Regions from separate parts of the Homo sapiens genome. Here regions 1, 2 and 3 are each linked to region 4. Evidence: chromatin contacts called from ENCODE Hi-C data. All regions are on one chromosome and are shown on one strand. Each heading gives the region's core, a stretch centred on a gene start or an enhancer-like site at or near the end of the contact. The rest is flanking DNA. Distances are from core to core; before and after follow the strand shown. Region 1 has its middle 4.4 kb from the start of LINC03139. Region 2 overlaps CDH23 (cadherin related 23). Region 3 overlaps PSAP (prosaposin). Region 4 has its middle 24 kb from the start of PRF1.

Evidence for each region. Hi-C counts contacts between places; a loop is a spot of excess contacts on that map. Pooled maps may share reads with other maps.
Region 1: a loop to region 4 is called in a pooled map, with 7 times the contacts of the local background. The contact joins two enhancer-like sites. A Hi-C loop is called at or near these places in 2 of 37 single-sample maps with no recorded cell type and 6 of 50 pooled maps.
Region 2: a loop to region 4 is called in a map with no recorded cell type, with 10 times the contacts of the local background. The contact joins two enhancer-like sites. A Hi-C loop is called at or near these places in 7 of 37 single-sample maps with no recorded cell type and 4 of 50 pooled maps.
Region 3: a loop to region 4 is called in a pooled map, with 18 times the contacts of the local background. The contact joins two enhancer-like sites. A Hi-C loop is called at or near these places in 7 of 37 single-sample maps with no recorded cell type and 4 of 50 pooled maps.

What each region holds. Positions count from the first base shown.
Region 1 is chr10:71,872,194-71,875,150 of GRCh38, reverse strand. No RefSeq gene overlaps it. Among named protein-coding and RNA genes, the nearest start is that of LINC03139, 4.4 kb to the left of the region's middle. RefSeq lists an enhancer at 1,463-1,532. Within about 2 kb of position 1,455, at least 4 of the 41 ENCODE cell types and tissues checked have a DNase peak (open chromatin) inside an H3K27ac peak, as active enhancers do.
Region 2 is chr10:71,692,801-71,695,813 of GRCh38, reverse strand. It overlaps CDH23 (cadherin related 23), which reads right to left. Exons shown (of 70, transcript NM_022124.6): 21 at 1,555-1,667; 22 at 289-396. Among named protein-coding and RNA genes, the nearest start is that of C10orf105, 25 kb to the left of the region's middle. RefSeq lists an enhancer at 1,692-1,761. Within about 2 kb of position 1,518, at least 17 of the 41 ENCODE cell types and tissues checked have a DNase peak (open chromatin) inside an H3K27ac peak, as active enhancers do.
Region 3 is chr10:71,835,032-71,837,919 of GRCh38, reverse strand. The region is part of intron 1 of PSAP (prosaposin); the gene reads left to right. Among named protein-coding and RNA genes, the nearest start is that of PSAP, 15 kb to the left of the region's middle. RefSeq lists enhancers at 505-1,274, 1,178-1,277, 1,388-1,457, 1,275-2,044. Within about 2 kb of position 1,604, at least 26 of the 41 ENCODE cell types and tissues checked have a DNase peak (open chromatin) inside an H3K27ac peak, as active enhancers do.
Region 4 is chr10:70,577,100-70,579,799 of GRCh38, reverse strand. No RefSeq gene overlaps it. Among named protein-coding and RNA genes, the nearest start is that of PRF1, 24 kb to the left of the region's middle. Within about 2 kb of position 1,324, at least 8 of the 41 ENCODE cell types and tissues checked have a DNase peak (open chromatin) inside an H3K27ac peak, as active enhancers do.

The DNA.
Region 1 (2,957 bases), core at 206-2,705, 1.3 Mb before region 4:
AATAAAAATAAATAAATAAATAAATATTTTTTCCACACAAAACTGGGGCTACACATTTAGTCCCTTTAAGAAGAATGCCTGCCACATCACGCCCCATCAACACAGTCAAGCAAGACAAGACTTTCTTTCTGTCAGAAAACCCTGGCTTCATGTTTGAAATTCAAATAAGGGTGTGGCCCCATGACAACGTTCTCACTTCTGAGCCTTATCTGGGCCAAAGGAGTGTGACCCTGGTTCCTGCCCTCATAGTGTGCTGAGAACAGGCTCTGCCTCCAGGTACCTCTCTAACTACCTACTGGGGGTAGGAGGTTGTTCACAGGGCACTGCCCCATGGAAGGCCCAGTTGGGCGGGAGTTGTGCCTTTCTTGTGTGAGGTGGCAGGATACCAAGAAAGGGGACACGGGGGGCTGGGCCCGGTGGCTCACGCTTGTAATCCCAGCACTTTAGGAGGCCAAGGCGGGTGGATCACGAGGTCAGGAGATCGAGACCATCCTGGCTAACACGGTGAAACCCCATCTCTCCTAAAAATACAGAAAATTAGCCGGACGTGGTGGCAGGTGCCTGTAGTCCTAGCTACTCGGGAGGCTGAGGCAGGAGAATGGTGTGAACCCGGGAGGCAGAGCTTGCAATGAGCAGAGATCGCGCCACTGCACTCCAGCCTGGGCGACAGAGCAAGACTACATCTCAAACAAAAAAAAAAAAAGAAAGAAAGAAAGGGGACACGGGGAAGCCAGACAGGAGGATGGCAGCCACATGACATTGCTGTGCATCCAGGATTTGAGCGTGGATAGCTCTGAGGGAGAGTTGTGTGGGATCTGCACCCAGGCTCCATGCTCTGACATGGAGGATGAAGAGTGGGGAAAAGAGAAGGATCCCGGATACCACTTAGAGGCCACTGAGGCCACCTGGGAGATGATGGTGGCCTGGACTGGGGTAGTAGTAGTGGAAGTGCTGAGAGCAGGTTTAGTTCAGGAAATATTTGCCTTCTCCCTGGGTTCTGGAGCCTGGCACGCTTATTTGCAAAGGGGACCTCCCCACCCACAGGGGCTGCAGGATTAGGAAGCCACACACAAACAAAGCCACACACCAGTCCAGGGCAAGGAACAATTTTTACAATCCAGTATAACAAGCTTCCAGGCTGTGTGCACACCTTCCAGATAGGCAGGGGGTTTGCAGATGAAAGGGAACCGGTGGCACAGCGCACACTGAGCTGAGAGTTGGGAACCTGGGTTTGAGTCTCTGATCTTCTCGGGGGGTAACCTTGGGCAAGGCCCTTGGCCTTTCAGAGCTGTGTGCTCCCCGTTGGGACAGTAAGGACAGTCATCTAGACCTTTCAGCTTTGAGGGTTTCAGTTCTAGTTTCCTGGGTCATGCTGGCTGTGTGCTCTCACTCCTTCTAGGGCTGTGGTTTTGCAGGCCTGGGACTTGGGCCCTTCTTTCTCATCAGGTATGGGACCCAAGCACAGTGGGTCCTCAACCGCCGGCTCACTGACTCTTCAACCCATCATGATGCTCAGAGATAGCAGTGGCTGGGTGACCAGATGTCCCTGGCCATGCTCAAAAGTGTCCTGGTGAGGATGATAAATTAGACACAAGTGGGCATGGTGGCTCACACCTGTAATCCCAGCACTTTGGGAGGCCTAGACGGGTGGATCATCTGAAATCAGGAGTTTGAGACCAGCCTGGCCAACATGGTGAAACCCTATCTCAGGCCGGGCGTGGTGGCTCATGCCTGTAATCCCAGCACTTTGGGAGGCCGAGGCAGGTGGATCACGAGGTCAGGAGTTTGGGACCAGCCTGGGCTGCATGGTGAAACCCCATCTCTACTAAAAAAATACAAAAAATTAGCCGGGCATGGTGGTGCGCACTTGTAATCCCAGCTACTTGGGAGGCTGAGGCAGGAGAATCGCTTGGATCGGGAGGCGGAGGTTGCAGTGAGCCAAGACTGGATCATGCCACTGCACTCCAGCCTGGGTGAGAGGGCGAAATTCCTTCTAAAAAAAAAAAAAAAAGAAAAGAAATCCATCTATACTAAAAATACAAAAATTAGCTGGAAGTGGTTGCACACCTGTAACCCCAACTACTCAGGAGGCTGACGCAGGAGAATTGCTTGAACCTGGGAGGCGAATGTTGCAGTGAGCCGAGATCGCGCCATTGCACTCCAGCCTGGGCAACAGGGCCAGACTCTGTCTCAAAAAAAAAAAAAAAAAAATTAGATGGTCACCTTTCCACTATAGGTTGTAGGACCCACCAACAACCTAAGATCACTTCCATCTCTGAAGGCCCAAGGGAGGCCAGAATCTGGCAGTCACCCTGAGTGGGGAGGGAAACAGAGAATAATGTGGAATCAGCTGAGTCACGGGGTCCAGCCGCATCCCCAGAAGGTGCCTTCTGGGACCTGCCCTGACCTGGAAAATTAAGCCTTTTCTAGAAATACAAGCTGCTACTGGCCTGGAGGAGGGTGGCACACATCAGTTTCTAGCCCTGCTATGTGGCCTTGTCCCTGTAACTCCTAGAACAAAGCTTAATAAACCCTCCTCGTCTTTCCTTGGGCAAGGCTTCTGAGGCCTCAGTGATTACATGAAATCCCAAGTTAATTTTTTAAGCAGATTATCTCTATGGCCAAAGACCAAAACAGTGGAAAAAGCCTTGCCCAGGGAGTCAGAAACTTGGGGGTTTTGTCCCAGCTCTAGCCTCTTGCTGGGTGACCTTGGGGGAGCCTCTTGATCCCTCTGGGCCTCAGTTTCTCTTCCTGTAAAAGGAGGCCATTGGACTAGGGTGCTCTCTGAGGGACTGCAAGCTCTATTTTATTTATTTATTTATTTATTTATTTATTTATTTATTTATTTATTTATTGAGATGGAGTCTTGCTCTGTTTCCCAGGCTGGAGTGCAGTGGCACCATCTCGGCTCAGCCTCCTGTGTTCAAGCAATTCTCCCGCTGCAGCCTCCCGGGTTC
Region 2 (3,013 bases), core at 269-2,768, 1.1 Mb before region 4:
CAAGCGGAACCGGCCAGAGCTCCCCTGCCACTGTCCCTGGGCTGCCTGAAGCTCCCTTTGACAAAGCCTGAGGCCTACTGACACTGGAGGCCGGATGAGGGCTTTCCCTTGACCTCTGACTGCCTTTCACCATGCAGGAGAACCGCTAGAACTCTATTGCAAGAGCCAGCTCAGAGGGACACAGAGTCCACCAGCCCCATAGGGGAAGGCCCCCTGGAATCGCAGTGGGAGGGGCACAGACCCCTGGGAAGGGCCGCCTGGCAGTTCTGCTGCTCTGCCACCACCTACCGTGGTCACATCAGAGTCTGGAGGGGTCATCTCCACCAGGTTGATGTAGTAGGGTGCGTCCTTCCACGTGGGGTGGTTGTCATTGATGTCCAGGAGGGTGATGTTTACCTGTGAAGCCATAAGGGGCGCTGGGAGACACACCCAGCTGAGATGGGCCAGGGCAGGGCCTGCCAGGGGAAAAGTGCTCAGATGCCCACGGGCAATCTTCGCATTAATTCTGCCAGCTCCACCAACCTTGGGAGCCTTGGGCAGAGCCTGGGCTTTCGAGGGCAGGAAGGAGCCAGGCCGCTTCAGGAGAGAGAGTTCCAGTGTTGTCCCATCAGGAGGCAGTGGAATGGATGTGATAAGCCCTGAAATCCTTGCTGTGACCTGGGGCTTCCCCCATCCCTGCCTCCAGTCTTGGCTGAAGGTGACTGACAGGGTGGGGGATCTAATAGAATCCCTTGAGCCTCCCCGTCTCAGCTACAAGCCAAGCAATTTCCCTGCTCACCTGCCACCAGGTACATTATTTATAGGGCTCTGATTCCTATTAGTAGGAGCCTCCCTTGACAGAGTAGGGCACTGGGGATTTTTCCATCAAATCCCTGGCCACGCGATACCGTCTCCAGCCTCTCTGGCTGGGTAAGGATGGGGTGGCTGCTGCAGACTGGGTGAGGGCCACAGTTTTGAGGGTGAGCCAAAGAAACCGAATGGGGAACAAAGAGGGGAGGTGGCTGGAGTGACTGTCAGCTGGTCCTCCCGCTTCCTCTCCCACAGAGGGCTTCTCACTTCCCCTTTCACTTCTGCAGCCGAGAGCTCATTCGAGGCCCCCACGTTTCGTTCCTCTAGCTTTCTACTCTCTGGGGCACATTAGATGGGGGAGAACAAGCCCCCAGGGACCCTCCAGGGCCCTGCTTCCTGCTCTGAGCTGCTCTTCCTCGCAGGAATGCCTGCTTCTGCTTTGTTGACAGGCACCAAGGCAAGGAGGGGCCTATGGGGCTCATGCCTTCTGCCACCTGCCCTCCTGGATTTTTAGGGGCAGGAGAGAAAGTATTTCATTTTGCTCCTCCCAAGTGCCCCTACATTCCTGGTGGTGATGCCTTTCTTCCCCACAGCTGTGGTGGCCCCGGGGGCTGACCTCTGCTGCTGATGGGTTCATTTTCGCCCCCTTGCTCATTCTCACAAAGCCTCACACTGGCTCAGGACACGGGGGTCCAGAGGTACAAGCAGGGAGCAGCAGCCTGGCCGGCGAGGGGGAGCTGGGGCACGGGAGGGGAGCGCACTCACGGTGGCGATGCCAGTTTTCTGGTTGTGGCCCACACCCCCGTCCACTGCGCGAACGATGAGGATGTATTCAGACTTGGTCTCTCGGTCAAGCAGAGACGTGGTGGTGATTTCCCCTGCCAGAGAGAGAAGTGGGTGCGTGAGAGGGTTTGGGTGGGCCAGGGAGAGAGGGAGGGAAGAAGAGAGAGAGCGAGGGAAGGAGAGAGGGTGAGAACTTGCACGAGAAATGTTAGCAAGCTACCATGATCTGGCGGCCTGGATGTGTTCCTGAGCTGGTGCTCACAGTGGGAGACGGGAGAGCTCCTGTGCCTTGGGAGCTGGTTCCCCAGGGCTGGGCAACATAACCCCATGAGGAGGAAATATTTGCAGATGTGGGAAAATCTAGGCTGATTCTCGGGGTTAGGGGCTGGAGAACAGGGCAGGAGGGCCATTAGGCCTTAAGCTCAGTCACAGATCACCTCTTGTTTAGACTTTTGACATTATCTTACTGGCTTTCTCACCTGGAGCTAGTTACTTCAATCCTCTGTGCCTCAGTTTCCTCATAGGGTCCAAAGGGAACCATAATAGGAACTACCTCATAGGGCTATTGTGGGGTTAATTTAATTAAGATCATGGAAATCTTAGAACAGTGCCAGGCACTGTTTATTTATACAGTCACAGAAATACAATGACAGGAAATAAAAACACCGGGTGTTCACATGCGTCTAACTTGTGACTCATTACTGGACAGTTCAACCTATCCAACCTTATCGTGCATTGATAATTAATAGTTATAAAATAATTTCCTAATTACATTGTGAAGAGCATAATTACATTGCCTCGAGTTGTTTTAGTGTGCTAAATCTGAACAATTAAACAACATTTCTTGTTCGCCTGTATTTGGTCTTTCTTTGTATTTTGGTGTAACTGAAATGCAAACATCACCCTGATAGTGGCGTGCTGGTAAATGTTTGACAACTGGCTCCCCAAAATAAAAAAAAAAAAAGGCATTTGCCAATTTCCTTGGTGTAAATAGCCCCACCAGGGCCCATTTTAAGCTACCAACTTGGTGGTATTGAATATGGAGTTCACAATTGAGTGCCTCGCTAGCTCTTGGGAGCAGGGTGAGCCAGTCCCAGCAGACTTCAGCAATCACAGCAGCCAGGCCATTTACTATCTTGCATCAGCCATGGGAGAGCACCCACGTGGTGAAGATGTGAGATGTGGATTTGAATTCTGATTATGGCCCTTCCCAGACGCTTGGCCTTGGAGAATTTTAATTCTTTGAAGCTTCAGTTTTCTCATCTATAAAATGGAGATTAGTGTGACTTCCATGCAGAGCCGTTGTGAGGCTACAGTAATTCTAGGTGAGGCTCCCAACACTCAGAAAATGACTGTTTTCTTCCAATGGACCGTGAGCATTCTCCACGGGCAGGGCCTGTGTGCTATCCATCTTTTTATCCCCATTGCCTGAGCTGTGTGA
Region 3 (2,888 bases), core at 355-2,854, 1.3 Mb before region 4:
CCTGGCTGCCGCTACTTCCCTTGGCTTCGCTCCTGAAAAGACAGGACAGTTTCTTCCCTTCCCCACAGAGAACTGGACTCCTTTGGAATGTTCTGGAATTCCCCACTCCCTCTCCACGTAGCCAGCCTTTTCTGTCACCATCTTGCAGGTGCCAATTCCAATTTCGTTTTGAGGAAGGCTCCGTTAGCATTGCCTTGCCGCTCCCATTCCCACCGATGCGTGGGATCACACACCATTACTTAGATGTCTGTTCCTCCTGCTCTTTGGGGTAAAGAAAATCGTGACTGTTCATTTGTTCTTTGGCCTGAGGGCCTCGGGCTCTGCGCAGTCAGTGGAGCTGGTAGCCATGCCTTCAGCTGGGTTGTTTACCTGCTTGTGTGGAGAAAAACCACCCTTGCCTGTAGAGCTTTATGATTAATCCACAGCTGGGACCTGAGAAGTTCCTCAAGTGCTAGGAGAAATGTGTGTGTAATAAAGTTTCTGGGAAAGGGATCCATGTCCCCAAAAGGTTCTGACCCACTGTTTGATCCCCTCTTAGGAGATCTGCTCTGGGAGTGGGCTTTGCACCTCTTGGCGGCTGGGAGCTCCCCAGCACCACCCAGTGGTGCCTGCCCTGAGGACACGCAGTCTATGAACGTATGTCATCATGTCGTTCATCCTGGGAGATGGAATCCGTTGCATACCACAGGCTGTTTTTGTAACATGCACCTTTATGTTTGGCTTGTGGTTGGAGGTAGAAGGGGGTGTCTTGCTAAGAAGGCACTTTCTAGGAGTTGGAATTTACGTGTTACTTCCTGTGTCCACGGAAATCTGTTTTACGCTGGAACTTGACTTTATAGGCGTACCGAATTCTCCACCATGCGTATCTTTTTGCCTCCAGATCTGAGGAAGAGGCCTGCTGCCATTCAGTAGGTCATGGATTGGGAAGTGACAGTCAGTTTGTATTAGCTGGGCCAGTTTCAGATACAAGGGGCTGCCCAAGATTATTTTCAGTCCAGGTTGGCCGGACCAAAACAAGTAACAAAGTCATCATGGAAAACGATTATTGTTTCACATTCCTAGAGGAAGTAGGCAGCCTACAAAGTATTCTCACATGGGCCTGTGAGAGTGTGTTGTGTTCCGGAAACACTCTAGATTTTGGTCAGCTGTAGCTAGTTCCCTGCTGAGAGGGCTGGAGAAAGTAGCTGGGTGGACATTACACTGGATGAGCATTTTTAAGAATCGGGGGTGCTGGTCACTTGCCCCTGCTTTTGGTGGTGACTCCTCTGTCTTGGCTCTGGTCTCCTGAGGTCTGAGCCCATCCTCTTCTGGCTTCCCTGTGTATCACTCTGCCTTCCTCTGCCTAGAGACTCATTTGGTAGCCTCCTGTTCATCTTGATTTGGAGGTAGGGCTAGGCAGTGTATCATGGTGTCATCATGGGTCCTTTTCAGAGTCCTAGGGGCCCAGGGCCTGCTAGGGTGTGGTGGGAGTCATCAGGTCTGGGGTTCCTATTTGTGCTGTCTCTGTGACCGCACAGTCCCCAGAGCCCTTACCCTCATGACTCAATTCTGCCTCCCCTCCACCGCTCCCCTGAGATTTATAACTGAGGCTGGCGCCAGCCATGCTTGGCTACACTGCGGGCTAACTAAGCTTTTGTGAGCCATCTGGGGAGCTTGGTACTGATTTGCATCTGGCACATGTTTTCCCCTGGAAACTAGAGTCCAAACCAGCAGCCTCTGGAATGTGGCCAGCTTGGTTGAGGTTGCGAACTGGACGTGTTTGTGATTTTGCTCCCAGGGGACAGGGAAGGCTATAATCTGGGCAGCAGATGAATAATTCATTTGCTTGTGTCTGAAGGGGTGAAGGTGATCTGACTCGAGCTTTGTGGGACTCAGTCTTTGTGTGAGTAGCTTGTGGAGGTAGTAATGAAAGAAAGCAGTTCATTCCTTACCCTCTCCTGGAGGAAGAACACGTACTGACCTATACAACACGTGTTTCCTATGTGTGTTACACACGTATGTAGAATTGGCTTACAGAGGGAAGCAGCATACAGCAAGATTCCTGAGGTTCTAAGTGTGTTTCTCAGGTGATTGTGTTTTGTTTTTTTTTTTTTTTTTTCTGTCTCAGACTTGGGTCAAGTATCTATTGCAGCAAAAGTTTGTTCAACCCTACTGAGATGCCTGTTGGAGTTTGACCCTCATGCCACCATCCTCTATGTGTAGTCCGATGTAATCTCTTGTTTCCTAGCTAAATAATTGGGCTAGAAGTGAGATGTGAATCTGAGGATTTTTTTCCCCATTTTTTTGGTTCTAAAATCAAGGACCTGTTTTAAGAAACATAGGCACTCTCAAGGCAGTTTATAAAATATTTTTAGGGCTAGGTATGGTAGCTCACCGCTGGAGTGCAGTGGTGAGATCTCGGCTCACTACAACCTCTGCCTCCTGGGCTCAAGCTATCCTCCCACCTCAGTCTCTCGAGTAGCTGGGATCACAGGTGCGTGCTACCATGCCCGGCTAATTTTTTGTAGAGATGAGGTTTTGCCATGTTGCCCAGGCTGGTCTCGAACTCCTGGACTCAACTGACCCCACCTCGGCCTCTCAAAGTGCTGAGATTATAGGCATGAGCCACCGGCAGCTGGCCATTGTTTTATGTTATAAGGGTATGAATTTTTTTTAATTTTAATTTTTATTTTATTTATTTATTTATTTATTTATTTATTTTTTGAAACGGAGTCTCGCTCTGTCACCCAGGCTCACTGCCAGCTCCGCCTCCCGGATTCACGCCATTCTCCTGCCTCAGCCTCCCGAGTAGCTGGAACTACAGGCGCCCGCCACCACACCTGGCTAATTGTTTTTTTTTGTATTTTTAGTAGAGATGGGGTTTCACTGTGTTAGCCAGGATGGTCTTG
Region 4 (2,700 bases), core at 75-2,574:
ACTCAGAAAAATGCCAGGGATAAGCTCTGATTGGGTGTAATTGGCCGGCTGAGTCACATGGCCAGCCCTGGGCCAATGGCAGTGCCAGGACAATGAGATGCACAAATTGGCTCAAGCCTTGGTTCTTGTTCCTGCTGGGGATGGGGAAAATCAGACATGGTTACCAGAAGGATGAATGGAGGCCAGGAGCAACAACAACCCCGTGTCTACTCTATGGACTCAGGTATAAGTGCTTACTTCACATATGATGAAAACCATAGTTCCAGTAAGGGGGAAATGTGGCTATTCCATAAATAATGTAGGCCAGCCTGGTGCAGTGGCACATGCCTGTGGTCCCAGCTACTTGGGAGGCTGAGGCAGGAGGACTGCTTGAGGCCAAGAGGTCAACACCAGCCTGAGCAACATAGCAAGATCCCATCTCTAAAATAATAATAACAAATAATAATAAATGTGGGCCAACTGGATATCCATTTTGGAAAAAAAAAATACACTATCTCATGTCATTCACAAAAGTTTATTCCAGATGAATTAAAGCATTAAACATAAAAGACAACACTGTAGAAATATTCAAAGAAAACATAGGAAAGAGATCTAGAACCTTGGGTAGGGAAGGCTTGCTTACACAAGTCAAAAAACACACCATGTATAAATTGAACAACTTCTCTATGAAAAAATACACTAAAAACGTTACAAGACCTGAGACAAACTGGGAGAAAGAACTGACTGTATATCTATCTACCTACCCACAAAACAAATTATATTAAAATTTTATGCCTGTTAATTAAAAAAAGACAATCTAGCAGAAAAATGGGCATATACATAACAGAATAAATTCAAATGGCCAGTAAACATATGAAAGGATGTTCCAACCTCATTACTAATCTGGAAAAGTCGAGTTAAGGTAAAAATAAAAGACTTTCTTTCTTATCAGATTGGCAAAAATTAAAAGGATTGGCGACCTCAAATGTTAAGGCAGGAATGGGGAAATGGATACTTTCATAAACTGTGAAAGGCTATGAGTGTTTAATTCAGCTTAGATGCCGTCATTTAGTTCAAAGAAAGAATAACAATTACTTTTGAAGGGCAAAGACACTGTGCAGGTTTGTTGATGGTGAGGTGGGCGGATGTGGGAAAAGGAAAGAATAGCCAAGAGGGGGTGCAAAGTGAAACTCAGAAGGCCCATAGATAATCTACCAGTGTGACTCAGAGAACACAAGCCATTTCCCATTCTTGTGGCTGTAGAGGGGAACCTCTTGAAAGTACACAGGGGTTTAAATAACATCAAGTCAGAGAACCACAAGAATTTGACGGAGGGCTTTCAAAGTCATCATGCTTTCCCCTTAGTCTCCTCCCCGAGTCACCCCAGCCTGGGCACTCTTCCAGGATCTACCTTTCTCTCCTCTCAACCTGTCATCGAAAATGGCAGAGAGGATTACCATATCCAGCCCTGAAACAAGCAAGGATTTGGCATCAGACACGGGTATCTCTAGCTGTAAAATAACACCTTGTGGTATTGTTGGAGGGTTGAACGAGATGATGACTGTAAAAGAAACCAGATATAATGCTTGACAAAGTAAGTAATCTAATAAAGGACATCATAAAATAAGCAAAGGTTATTGATCTGAAGCTAGGTCAGCTCCAGCATAGACTGAGACACACAGGAATGGAGAGGACAGGCTCTAAGACAGCATGTATATCTAATGGTATTTTAAAGCTAAAAAATAAATGCAACATATATGATAAAGTTATCATCTTAACAAATCAATAGGAAAGGGGTCAAGTGTGGTGGCTCACCCTGTAATCCCAACACTTTGGGAGACTGAGGTGGGAGAATCACTTGAGCCCAGAAGTTCAAGACAAGCCTGGCCAACATAGTGAGACCCCATCTCTACAAAAAAAAGAAAATTCAAAAATTAGCCGAGTGTGGTGGCATATGCCTATAGTTCCAGCTCTGGAGGCTGAGGTGGGAGAATCACTTGAGCCTAGGAGGTCGAGGGTGCAGTGAGTTATGATTGCACCACTGCACTCTAGCCTGGGTGATAAAGTAAGACCCTGACCCAGAAGCAGCATAGAATTTAAAAAAGAAAAAGAAAAGAAAAGAAAGAGAAAGGGAGAAAGGGAGAAGAAAAGGAGAAAGGCAGAAAGAAAGAAAAAGAGAGAGAGAGAAAGAAAGAAAAAGAGAGAGAGAGAAAGAAAGAAAGAAAGAAAGAAAGAAAGAAAGAAAGAAAGAAAGAAAGAGAGAAAGAGAGAGAGGGAGGGAGAGAGGAAGGAAGCGAGGAAGGAAGCGAGGAAGGGAGGGAGTGAGGGAAAGAGAAGGAGAAAGAGAAAGAGAAAGAAAGAGGAAGGAAGGAAGGAAAGAATGAAAGAAAGAAAAGAAAGAAAGAAGGAAGGAAAGAAAGAAAGAAAAGGAAGAAAGAAGAAAGAACAAAAAGAAAAAAGGAAGAGAAAGAATGAAAGAAAGAAAAAGAGGAGGAAAGAAGGAAGGAAACAATGAAAGAAGGAAGGAAGGAAAGAAAAGAAAGAAAGAAAAGGAAGAAAGAAGAACAAAAAGAAAGAAAGAATGAATGAAAGAAAGAAAGAGAGAGGAAGGAAGGAGAGAAAGAGAGAGAAAGAAAGAAAGAAGGAAAGGAAGGAAGACAAACGCCCAAACAAAAAAGTCAGCAAAGGACATAAACAATTCATAACAGAAAAAAAAATGGC